Linked DNA regions of Homo sapiens: region 2 is linked to region 1. Evidence: chromatin contacts called from ENCODE Hi-C or POLR2A ChIA-PET data. All regions are on one chromosome and are shown on one strand. The core of a region is the stretch at or near the end of the contact, and the rest is flanking DNA. Distances in the headings are between cores, read along the strand shown.

Region 1 (6,606 bases), core at 3,237-5,736:
AGCCCTTTATGAAGAAAAAGAACACCTTAAAGCGAAATCAACTGTCAAGTATTCCTATTGTGTTTCTGCTCAGCCATCTGCCACCCAGCATTCGTCTCCCCACCCCTGAAATAGAGTGCCACACTCAACTGTTGTTTCCCACCTTCATCTTTTCTTTCTTAAAATACATCCACAAAGGTATACCAGATAAAATAGAACACTACCAATACTTTTGAAACCCTTTGGGTAGTGTGTTGGTTAATTTTATGTACCAACTTGACTGGGCTAATGGGTACCCAGGTAGCTGGTTAAACATTATGTCTGGGTGTGTGAGGGCATTCCTGGAAGAGATTAGCATTTGTTTTTATTTTTTTGAGATGGAGTCTTGCTCTGTTGCCCAGGCTGGAGTGCAGTGGTGCAACCTTGGCTCACTGCAACCTCCGCCTCCTGGGTTCAAGCAATTCCTCTACCTCAGCCTCCCAAGCTGGGACTACAGGCGTGCACCACCATGCCCAGCTAATTTTTGTATTTTTAGTAGAGACGGGGTTTTGCTATGTTAGCCAGGTTGGTCTCAAACTTCTGACCTCAAGTGATCTGCCTGCCTCAGTCTCCCAAAGTGCTAGGATTACAGGCGTGAGCCACCACACCCAGCCAAGATTAGCATTTGAATGGATAGACTGAGTAAAGCAAATGGCCCTCCCCAATGTGGGTAGGTATTATCCAATCCATGGTGGGCCTGAAGAGAATAAAAAGGGGGAGGAAGGCTGCATTCACTCTCTGTCTGAATACTTGAGCTGGGCCATAGATCTTTCCCTGCTCTCAGTTCTCCCTGCTTTCAGGCCTTGAGACAGCATCTGTACCACCACCTCTTCAGCTCTCAGGGCTTCAAACTACTTCACTCATTTTCATGGGTCTCCAGCTTGCAGATGGTAGATTGTGGGACTTCTCAGTTTCCATAATGATGTGAGACAATACTTTATAATAAATATCTGTCTACTTGTTTCCTATTTATTTATCTGGAGGACTCTGAGTAATACAGGTATTCCAACACTCCAGGCTGCAGCCCTGCCAACTCACTCAGAACTCACTGGTCTCATATTTTGTGTTTGTCATCCTCTGCTTTTACTACAGGCTTACCATTCTATTTATGTATGCCTAACAATATACTCTTTAGGTTAGCCTGGTTTTTAGTGTTTATATTAATGGCATCAAGGATACATATTCTTCTGTGATTTACATTTTTCCCTCAAAATTACAACGTAAGATTTATCCAAGTTGATACATGCAGGTGTAGTTCATTTGTTTACATAACTGTATGGTGTTTCACTGTATACATTTATCATAACTGTCTACCCATTCTAGTACTGACAAACATTGGGTTGTTCCTAGATTTCTGTTATAATGAACAATGTAACCATGAAAATTCTTATTTGAGTCTTCTGGTGCACATGGGTAAGAGTTTCTCTGGGGGAATATTCCTAGCAGTGCAATTGCTGGGTAGTAGGATATGGACATGCCCCATTTTTCTAGGTAAGGCCATATTTTCCAAAGAGGTTATATCAATTTATACTCCCAAATTCTTGCCAAGATCTGATTTTTTTCAGACTTTAAGACTTCTAGCAGTCTCCTAGGTATAAACATGTATGTCCTTATAATTTTTATTTGCATCTCCTTAATTTCTGCTGAGCTGAGAGTTTTTCCATGCCTTTTGTCCAGCTCGTCTTTCCTTCCTAGGAAATGCTGCCACCTCATTCCTGCTTTCAGTCTGGCCCCAAAGTTAGATGAAAGAAGCATGTACCTACATTTTGTGATATACGATCTCATCATTTTCCATGTACCTTTCCTTTCAGTTAGCTAATGCCATTTGTGATGAGCCCTAGTGGCCTAGTTTCCTCTTTTCCATTAGAATCTTCTAACAGTTTAGCTTCTCACAGAGAAGGGACAGAGTACCTGTAACATGTGCAATGATAAAAAGTAGGATAGGTCAGTTGGGGGATGTGAGAGATGGGAACAAAATGCCCCTTGGTGGTCTGAGACTAGCAGAAAACTAACTAGGAGGATTAAAAAAAATGACAGTTGCCCCATTTCCAGGACCTCTGACATGATAAGAACTATACTAGTTATTTATGAGTATTATTTCAAATTCTTACAATAATTCTTTTTTAGTTTTTAAGACAAGGTCTCACTTTGTCACCCAGGCTGGAGTGCTGTGGCGCGATCACAGCTCACCACAGCCTCAACCTCCCGGGCTCAAGTGATCCGCGTAGATGGGATCATAGGTGTGTTGCCGCCATGCCTGGCTAATTTTTCTTTTTGTTTAGAGATGGGGTCCAACTCTGTTGCCCACGCTGGTTTTGAAATCCTGGGCTCAAGTAATCCTCCCACCTCGGCCTCCCAAAGTGCTGGAATTACAGATATGGGACACAATAATTCTTTAAGGTGTATATTATTATCCCTATTTTATGGATGAGGAAACTGAGGTTCAGAGGCCACAGAACACTTTGGAGTGCCCAAAGCAGAGCAGGTCAGCAGGAAGTCCTTTGGTTATTTATTATTACTATTTTGTTGTTGTTGTTGTTATTGCTTTTAAGACAGAGTCTTGCTCTGTCACCCAGGCTGGAGTGCAGTGGCGTGATCTTGGCTCACTGCAACCTCTGCCTCCTGGGTTAAAGTGATTCTCAGTCCTCAGCCTCCCCAGTAGCTGGGATTACAAGTGCCCACCACCACACCCAGCTAATTTTTGTAATTTTAGTAGAGATGGGGTTTTATCATGTTGGCCAGGCTGGTTTCCAACTCTTGACCTCAAGTGATCTGCCCACTTCAGCCTCCCAAAGTGTTGGTATTACAAGTGTGAGCCATCATGCCTGGCACTAGTCCTTTGCTTATTAATTGAGCAGAAAGCACCAATTTTAGGTGGAAAGCTGTATTTTGCATTGGGGATGTTTGCCATTTATGGGGTGTTGCCAATCTGTTATGTTGGTCACTGGGAAGGGACTGCCTTCCCATGGAGGGGAGCTAATACTGTATAGTGAAAAACTGCTTGATTAATAGTTAGGGTGGCTTACATCTGGCTCAGCTTTTCTCCCCTCATGTGAAGGACTTTGGAAGAAGCCCTCACTCACTGTACAGTAGAAAGGATTAGGGCAAGGCTCCCCCTGGAACTGCCAGTTTGTGCCTTAGTTTCATTACCTGTAAAACAGGGATAATGGTACCTATCTTGATGTATTAGTTTCCCTTGGCTGCTGAAACAAATTACCACGAACTTGCTGACTTAAACCATAAATTTATGCTCTCACAGTTCTGGAGGCCAGAAACCCAAAATCAGTTTCACTGGGCCCAAATCAGCATGCATTATAGGGCTGCCCCATGGGCTGGGCGTGAATCTGTCCTTGTCTCTGTTTATTTCAGGGATACATGTGCAGGATGTGAAGGTTTGTTACATAGGTAAATGTATGCCATGGTGGTTTGCTGCCCAGATCATCCCATCACCTAAGTATTAAGCCCAGCATCTATTAGCTATTCTTGATGCTCCCCGCTCCTCCACCCCCTCACCCCCAGTGTGTGCTTGTCTCTTTGTTTCTGGTGGCTGCTGGCATCCTTGGGTTGTGGCTGCCATACTCCAATCTCTGCCACCGTGGCTAAATCGTCTCTCTCAACCTCCCTTTTATGATTTGATGAGGATACTGTGATTCCATTTAGTGTTCGTCTTTCGAATCCAGGATAATCTTCATCTCAAAATCCTTAACTTAACCTGCAAAGACGCTGTTTCCATATAAAGTTACATTTAGAGGTTGCAGGGATTAGGGTCTGATATTATTGGGGGCCGTTATTCAGCCTATTACACTCAGGGTTGTTTTAAGGAGGAAATTTAATGCTGGCAGAGGGCTGAGCACAGCCCACTGACAGCAGAGAGCACTGAGCAAATAGACAAAAAAAGAGGTCTCTTACAATGCCTCCCTTATAGGGCTGCCGTAAAGTTCAAACAAAGCACAGGTATATCACTTATACGAGTAGAGGAGAGATTAAAGAATGAAGTAAAAACTGAGGTCTGTTAACAGCCCCTCTCCCGCCGCCAGGATTTGCACACCTTTCTCTGCAGGAAGCCTTGAACCCTCTCCACTCGCATTTCCACCACCTCCAGGCAAGATCTCCCACGTGGAGGCCCCACCCCCTCCCTGACGCGCCCCACTCTCGCCCCGCCCACCTGGTGGGCGTCCCCGGCCGTTAGCGCCCTGGAAGCATCCGGGACTTCAGGGTCAGTACATTACAATGCCTGACAAATCCTAGCCAGTTCTATCAAATTATATCTTTCTTACAGGCTTTTAAGCTATTAGTCTCATAAAGATACATTTAATCAGCGAGGTAATGGCATGATGAGTGTTTTTAGGTTAAAAAGAGAACAGGAACTGTTGCCAGCAGAATGGCGATATTCAAGACAACACGCACAAGAAGAGGCGGGTCCTACGCGCTTCGCTAGGGAAGCCCGGGTCAGCTCGCTGCGCAGGCGCAGTGAGTTCGACACACCATGCCGACTGTCAGCGTGAAGCGTGATCTGCTCTTCCAAGCCCTGGGCCGCACCTACAGTGAGTGGCGGCCCTATACGTTGGGCCCTACGCCTCTTCTCGGAGGCAGGGCCTCCCTCCAAAAGGGCAATGTGGCGACATTCATGCCTTCCTGAAGGTTTTGGCTCCGGGAGGCCGGGGTTTACGCGGGAAGGCCGATGATGGTGGCGGTCCGGCTGGGCTGTGGTAGCCTCGGAACCGGCATCGCAGCGGTGCCACTGCTTGTGCCCGGCTTGCCGTGTCATTCATTCAGCGATCTGCCATCGAGTGCCTACAGCGTGCCTGGCACCGACATCCAAGCCAGGGGATAGAACAGGAAGGAAACCCGGGGTTGCATCCCGAGCGTAGCCAGTTAATTGCAATAGCAGCGCTGTGGGAACTCAGTTTATAAGGGGGTAGGAGGAGAGATTTGTGCAGCGGGGTGGAGAACGGCATTCCACCTGTCTTCGTTTTATTAATGTTTCCTGAGCGCCTGTTATGTGTCAGGCACTGTTCTAAGAGCTTAGGACTAGAGCTGTGCACACGACACGTCAGGTCCACGTTCTGTCTGATGGAGGCAGACAATTAACCAGCACGTTAATAAAATGATTTCGGATAATGTTAAATGCCATCAAGGAAAGAAAAGGTGTTGTGCCAAGAACAACTTTAGATAGGGTGGTAACATTTGATCTGAGACCTGAATGGGGAGTATTAAATGGGTGTAGACTTCATTCTACATTTCATCTTTTAATCAGTTCTAAAAACACAACCATTGAAAAAAAGGAGGGAGATATTAAATGCAGTTATCAGTTACCTCACAGCCGTAGCAGCTGCCCCACCCTATTTTTTTTTTTATTTTTATTTTTTGAGACGGAGTCTGCACTCCCAGGCTGGAGTGCAGTGGCGCGATCTCGGCTGACAGCAACCTCCGTCTCCCTGTTCAAGCAATTTTCTGCCTCAGCCTCCCGAGTAGCTGGGATTACAGGCGTCCGCCATCGCGCCCGAGTAATTTTTTTGTATTTTTAGAGAGACCAGGTTTCACCATCTTGGCCAGGCTGGTCTTAAACTCCTGACCTCGTGATCCACCTGCCGCGGCCTCCCAAAATGCTGGGATTACAGGCGTGAGCCACCGCGCCCGGCCCCCACCCCATAATTTTTAGCTTGTATAAAGGCTGGACCAACTGGTTCGTGAGAGCTGTTTTTTTTGTTTTTAGGGCTCAGTGTGTTAACAAAGGCCTAATTGGTTTAATGACAGCCACCGCTTCCCAGAATAAGATTACTGTTACAGTGAAAATAAAGCTGGCTTTTAAGAATCTTTCCTAAGTGTGTACTTTTAGATAGTACCTATTCTCTATGTGATATTCTTCGTAAGTTCTGCCATAAGTCCCTGAAAGTAAAGGAAATACAAGGGTATTGTATTACTCTTACCCTTTGTACTTGGCTCTAATCGCCTAATCGCTTTATTTTATAATGAGCTTATTTATATTTCTTACCTGCCCTTCTAAACCATATTCTCACTAATGGGATGTGGTACAGGTTAATAATTCCTTATCCAAAATGCTTGAGACCAGAAGCGTCTTGGATTTTGGATTTTGGGATATTTGCATATACATAATGAGATATTTTGGGGGTGGGACCAAGTCTAAACATGAAATTGATTTATATTTCACATATACCTTATATGCATAGCCTGAAGTTAATTTTATGGAATACTTTAAATAATTTTTTTTTGCATGAAACAAGGTTTTGACTGTGTTTTTGACAAGTCACATGGAGTCAGGTGTGGAATTTTCCACTTGTGACATCATGTCTGCACTTTAAGGTTTTGGGTTTTGGAGCATGTCAGATTTCAGATTTTTGGATTGGGAATGCTCAGTCTGTATACCTGAATTGCCTAAGATGGTAGGTGGCAAATATTTGTTCAAAACATCTATAATCAGTTCCCATCCCAGTCTCCATTTCTAGGGAGGTAAGAAATAATCCAGATTTTTAAAAATGGTGAGATTTATAACCTATTTACTATCATCTGATGTTTTAACATATTCTGTCTGCTTCCCTTTTTTTTTCATATTGTCAGTGATCAATT
Region 2 (6,418 bases), core at 5-2,504, 1.2 Mb before region 1:
TTGTATTTTTAGTAGAGACGGCGTTTCACCATGTTGGCCAGGCTTGTCTCGAACTTCTGGTCTCAAGCGATCCGCCCACCTGGGCCTCCCAAAGTGTTGGGATTACAGGCATGAACCATCACGCCTGGCCCAGGAAATGATTCTTAACTTTTGCAGGGTCTAGGATCTCTTTAGCTATTTGATAAAACCAGTGGACTCCCTTTCTCAAAAACATGAATATGCATTAAAAACTCTGCTTACATCTAGTCTATCTGGTAAATATAATTAAAAGAAAAAAGAAAAAACTCTGTTTACAGCTTGGGGGTTTAGAGACTCTCAACGCCCTAGATTTAAGAAAAGTCAAGGGGAGGAGAGATTGGAGAACGAACTTTCTACACCACAACTTCTTAGGAGAGACTTCTTAAAAGGGGGTCGTGCTGCCGGGCGCAGTGGCTCATGCCTGTAATCCCAGCACTTTGGGAGGCCGAGGCGGGTGGATCACCCTGAACGCAGGAGGCGGAGGTTGCAGGGAGCCGAGATCGCCCCACTGCACTCCAGACGGGGCGACAGAGCGACACTCCGTCTCTAAATAAATAAATAAATAAATAAATAAATAAATAAATAAATAAATAAATGGGGGCCTGCTTAAAATGATCTTTGCCCTTAGACTGCAGAGCTTACTTTTTAAAAAGTGAAATGGGGGCAGAAGGGGATAAGAAAACGCTTCTAGTTCTTTCTCTTCCAACTGCTCCCTCCCTAGGAGGCTTAGGATAAGGCAGCCCCCGGCACTTTCTGCGAGTGTATCGGAAGTATCTTTGCCAGGTTTGATAAACGTTTGCGGAAGGAATACAGGACACACTCGCGCGGCAGAATCGCGAAAAGTCCCCGGTGTTCTCCGCGCAGGGAGTTCCCCGCGCAGGGAGTTCCTAGCGGGCCACGCGCTCTCGCCTGACCACCCGCGCCGAGCTGCGGGCTGTCGGGGTACAGACGCCCGCGCGCGCAGGTGCATTCGCTCCAGGTGCGGCCGGCTCGGGGCGGGAACAGCTGCAGCCGAGGCGGGGGCGGGGAGGGGGTACAGAGGAGAGGCAGAAAGGAGGGAAGAGGAGGAGGAGGAGGAGAAGGGAGGAGAAAGGGGAAAGGAAGAAAGAAGGAGAGCAGGAGGGCGAGGAGCGGGGGGAGCGGGGAGGAGGGCGCGGGGAGGAGGCAGCGGGGAGGAGCGTGCAGGGAGGAGGCAGCCGCGCTGGGAGGAGTCTGCACACTTTCAGTGCCAGGGCATTGTGGGAAGCAGCCATGGTCTAAGCCGGGCGCCTCACCTGTCAGCCGCACCGGCTCCAGCGCTCGCCTCTCGCCCTCGCTTCTCCAGCGCTCCTTGCTCGCAAGGCGGGGGAGGCGGCGGCCCAGCCACGATGGTGAGTGCGGGGGAACCGCCGGCCCGGGTAGGCGGTGGGGGCGCTCGCGCTCCGGGGAGGCACCTGGGGCGTCCGGGCCGGGCGCGCGGCCGGGTGGGGGTGCGGGCCGAGTCCCGCCTGGCCACCCGAACCGTGCGTCCCTGTGGCCCCGCTGCCCCAGACGGTGCGGACGCGCCAGGATCGCTTGCCCGGGATTCCTGCGGCAACGCGGCGCCGCGGCGCCGCGGCTCCATTCATTCATTCGATCCGCCTTAGCCGAGTGCTTAGTCTGTGCCGGGCTCGGTGCTGGGCGCTGGGGATGTCGCGGGGGACCAGGAGGAGCCCCTGTTCTCCAGGAAGCTTACCTTCCAGGAGGGGGATGCGGAGGGAGGGACACGTCCAATATACAAGTAAAATGAAGAGAACTTCTAAAGTAAGAAGCGCTGTAAAGTCTCAAATACAACCGGGTGGAGTGGCAACTTTTGATTTGGCAAAGCCTCTTCAAGGACATGACATTCTAGCTGCTGGAGGTCCTGGAGGGGCGCTACAGGTGGATTAGAGAGAGCAAAGCGGAGGGGAGAAGGCCTTGTTTGTGGCAGGAGAGGTGGGCTTCTGCCAGGTGAGGCGGGTTTTTATAGGCCAAAATAAGGAGTTTGGTTTTGGTTCCAACTGAGTAGGGGAAACCTCGGGGACGTTTTAGCAAGAAAACTGACCTTACCCGTTGTGCACTTTTGTTTTTTTGAGACTGATCTCGCTCTGTCGCCCAGGCTGAAGTGCAGTGGTGTGGTCTCGGCTCTGCCTCCCGGGTTCAAGCGATTCTCCTGCCTCAGCCTCCCGAGTAACGGGGATTACAGGCGTGTGCCACCACACCCAGCTAATTTTTGTATTTTTAGTAGAGACGGGGTTTCACCATGTTGGCCAGGCTGGTCTCGAACTCCTGACCTCAGGTGATCCGCCTGCCTCGGCCTCCCAAAGTGTAGGGATTACAGGGGTGAGCCACTGCACCCGGCATGGTGTGCAGTTTGGCTGTGGTTGGAGAATGGACTGGGGTGTGTAAGGGCAGGGGATAGGGGGTCAGGTTGGAAGCTGAGGCCGGCCGCAGCCCTGCTGATGAGAGATCTGGTGACCTGCACTTGGGTGGAAGCGATAGCTCAGGCTCCTCTTGCTCTTGCCTGCTGTTTAGGGGCAGCCTTTTAAGAGTGTGGTGGTCTGAACGTCACTAGTCCCACTTCCCCAAGTGTGTTACCACTTCCCAAATCCGCAGAAGGGAAGTGACCTGCACCCTGTGGGCCCACCGGAGGCAGGAGTGGGTGGGCCACGTGGGCTAAGAAAGTTGATCAACAAAGAGAGCCGGGGAGTGCTGAGCACCTGGCCAGCAAGACCGCAGTTGCTGGTTTCTGTTAAAGGTTTGGCTGCACACACTAGCGGCATCATTTTTGTCTGTTGAGGGTTCCTTGTAAATACAGCGTGATGCAAAAACAATGCTGTAAATAATGGAGCAGGTTTCTTGGCTTGCTCAAGTTTCCCAAGGAACAAGGTGACAGATGCCCAGTCCACCAGTGTAATTTGCCTAACAGAGGCTGGAATAAGGCCCTGCGTTTCTGAGTCATCAAAGGCTGCTTTTGTGCTGAGGAATGGGCCAAGGTTTGGTCTATAAGGAAAAGCTGCTCCTCTGGACAATACCTGTGGTGGAGTTTTATTTTTTCTTGCTGGTGTCATATGTGTGATGAGTTGATCAGAAATGTGGGAAGTTTCTCCAGCTTTTCTACCAGTTTTTGCTAAATGGGAAACATTATTATTATTTTTTTTTCTTCGAGACGGAATCTTGCTCTGTCACCCAGGCTGAAGTGCAGTGGCATGATCTTGGCTCACTGCAACCTCCATCTCCCGAGTTCAAGCAATTCTCCTGCCTCAGCCTCCTAAGTAGCTGGGATTACAGGCGCCCGCCACCACGCCTAGCTAATTTTTGTATTTTTAGTAGAGACGGGGTTTTGCCATGTTGGCCAGGCTGGTCTCAAACTCCTGACCTCGTGATCCACCTGCATCGGCCTCCCAAAGTGCTGGCATTACAGGCATGAGCCACCGCACCTGGCGGGGAAACATTAATGTTATTGGGCATTTGTGATAAGACAAGCAGGATGTCCTGCTCTTTATATTCACGATCTCATTCAATCCTTGCAACAAACAATTGAGGTTAAATCTGTTATGCTCATTGCATTTTAGCTACTCTGAGCTATTCTAGCAGTATGGCCTTGGACAATTCCTTGACCTCTCTGTCTCAGTTTGCCCATTTGAAAAATGGAGATAATATCTCCTAACTCATAAGGCAGAGGTTCTGAAAGTGTGACCTGGGTACCCCCAGCAGTCCCCAAGACTTTTACTGGAGGTCTGCAAGGTCAAAACTATTTTCATAATAATACTAAGATATTAATTTTCCCATTTCATTCTCATTCTCACAAGACTACAGTGAAGTTTTCTTGTGTCTACATAAGCTGAGATAGTACAACAGATTGAACACAGATGCAGATAGGAAAGTCCAACTGTCTTTGATAAGCCCAGACATTAAGGAGATTTGCAAAATTGTAAAACAGTGCCATGCTTTTCACTAATTTTTTTTTTGCTTTGGAAAAATATTGTTATTGGTCATAAAAATGTTATTTATGTTTAATGTGTAATAGGTTTACTATTGTTTTTTCTTTTTATTTATTTATTTTTGAGACAGGGTCTCTGTGTCGCCCAAGCTGAGTGCAGTGGTGTGATCACAGCTCACAGCAGCCTCAACCTCCTAGGCTCCAGCAACCCTCCTACCTCAGCTTCTTGAGTAGCTGGGACTGTAGGCATGTCCCACCATGCCCAGCTATTTATTTATTTATTTATTTTGAGACAAGGCTTGTTCTATCACCCAGAGTAGAGTGCAGTAGCATGAACATGGCTTACTGCAGCCTCAACCCAGTGGACTCAAGGCATCCTCCTACCTCAGCCTTCCATGTAGCTGGGACCACAGGTGTGTGCCATCATGCCCAGGTAATTTTTTGATTTTTGTATAAATGAGGTCTTACTTTGTTGCCTAGGCTGGTCTTGAACTCCTGAACTCATGTAATATTCCCACCTTGTCCTCCCAAAGTGCTGAGATTATAGGCATGAACAATTGGGCCCAGTGGAATTTTTTACTTTTTGTAGAAATGAAGCCTACCTATGTTGCCCAAGTCGTATTATTTTAAAATATGTTAATATCTATTTTTTCATTTTAATTTCAAATACAATAAATATCAGTGGATATAACCCACATAAACAAAAAGGTCTTTGGGATTGGCAGGCGGATCACCTGAAGTCAGGAATTTGAGACCAGCCTGATCAACATGGAGAAACACTGTCTCTACTAAAAATACAAAATTAGCTGGGTGTGGTGGCGCATGCCTATAATCCCAGCTACTTGGGAGGCTGAGGCAGGAGAATCGCTTGAACCCGTGAGGTGGAGGTTGTGGTGAGCCAAGATCGTGCCATTGCACTCCAGCCTGGGCAACAAGAACAAAACTCCATCTCAAATAAATAAATAAATAAATAAATAAATAAATAAATAAATAAAAAGAGTGTAAAGGCATCCAAAAAGTTTCATAATCACTGTCCCGGAGTTTAACAGGTACCATAAGTGAATGCGTGTGAAGGCGCTTCAAACAGCTTTGCCATTGTAAATGCTCAGTAACCATCACCTCTCCTCTGTTATTACCTTCAAGTTGTAAGAAAGAATTGGCGGCCCTCGCTAGTGCCCAGCTGCTCTGAGACCTTTGTTGAGGCTCACTGTGTAACTCCCTGTCTTTCCTGCTGCTTCATTCCTGACTTTTGCTGACTTTTATGCTAGGAAACTGGTAGATGCTTACTGGCAGATCTAGGCACCTAGTACTTTACACACAGAAAATGGTTCTTGATTCCATGGTGCCAGTGACCCTGGTTTCTGGCACAGAGATTTCATATCTGGTGCATGTTGGGACTGTGTTTGTATCTGGATCACACTGTTTGAAGCAACTGTGTACTCCATCTCACCTTTTAGAAATCTCTACCTTGGAAAACAGTGTTAGGGCTATTGCACTTCAGGAATCCCACGAGCTGAGCCCAGTGTGTTTAAAAAGGCTTATGGGGCAGAATGTACTGTTGAATGGTTGGCAATGAAGGAGGATTATGTTGTTTATGTATGTATGTATGTATGTATGTATGTATGTATGTATGTATTTTGCCTTTAACAAGATAGCTGTGGGGATGTATACAGTGACATTTGAAATGCTTTGGGGGTACTTTTAATAAAAGCACAAGTGGACTTTGATGTATGTAGTCCATGTGCTTCTGAAAAGTTGAGGTGACACAAAACCACATTGTGAACAAAACAGTAGAGCCACCCATTGAAAGAAACTCAAATGTTGATCCCTTTGGAAACATGAATAACCGTCTTTTTGTGTTGCAAATTCCGTTCTCATAATGTATGTTATTTATGTAAAGTAGGATAGATTTATGCTAAAAAAAAATCAAGGATTTTTTTTGGGTGTACGATTTAAAATCTGACTTGAGAGAATTTACCAAACAGAACTGGAAAGCCATTTCTTATTCAGAAGATATTTAAGTTTGAAATAGTAGGAGTACACCCTTCTCCTAAAAAAAAAAAAAAAAAAGAAAAAAGAAAAAAAATTCCTTTGTTCATTTTAATCTCAGGGAGTTGTTGAGGGTGAGGGTGGAAAAACCGAACTATGAACCTGTAGGTCCTGCCACGCCCCCTTCCCCTTCTGTATCAATTTTATGTTCTGAAGCTTGAATGAATTGTAATAAGCATGTAATGATTTTGGCAATTTAAGTTCCAGTTTGAGGGTGAAGCGGTCTATTACACTAATGAGTGCTTTCCTCCTCGGAGACTTGGTCTAGGCTGCTGGCCAGCAGTTAGTGTAAGATCGAGGGCTTTGGGATCAGGGGAGAAATGACCCTTTGTGGTGTTCAGTTGTCCCAAGAGGGCTCTCCTCCACTGGCCCTTCCCACAGGTCTCCCAAAAACACCAGTGAGACTTGTAT

Evidence for each region. A loop is a pair of places that touch in the nucleus more often than their neighbours do. ChIA-PET counts read pairs that join two places held with the same protein, here RNA polymerase II (POLR2A). Pooled maps may share reads with other maps.
Region 2: a loop to region 1 is called in a map of Caco-2, with 21 times the contacts of the local background. The contact joins the promoter of AP1S3 here to the promoter of FARSB in region 1. A Hi-C loop is called at or near these places in 1 of 168 maps with a recorded cell type or tissue (Caco-2) and 9 of 50 pooled maps. POLR2A ChIA-PET finds 5 or more read pairs at or near these places in 1 of 52 experiments (SK-N-SH).

What each region holds. Positions count from the first base shown.
Region 1 is chr2:222,653,972-222,660,577 of GRCh38, reverse strand. FARSB (phenylalanyl-tRNA synthetase subunit beta) reads left to right here and starts at 4,486. Exons shown (of 17, transcript NM_005687.5): 1 at 4,486-4,562. The coding sequence starts at 4,505. It overlaps LOC124907985 (a long non-coding RNA gene), which reads right to left and starts at 4,145. Exons shown (of 2, transcript XR_007088095.1): 1 at 4,067-4,145. RefSeq lists a silencer at 4,063-4,259 and an enhancer at 4,376-4,425.
Region 2 is chr2:223,832,418-223,838,835 of GRCh38, reverse strand. AP1S3 (adaptor related protein complex 1 subunit sigma 3) reads left to right here and starts at 1,254. Exons shown (of 5, transcript NM_001039569.2): 1 at 1,254-1,388. The coding sequence starts at 1,386. RefSeq lists enhancers at 708-887, 1,758-1,847 and silencers at 1,058-1,187, 1,218-1,647.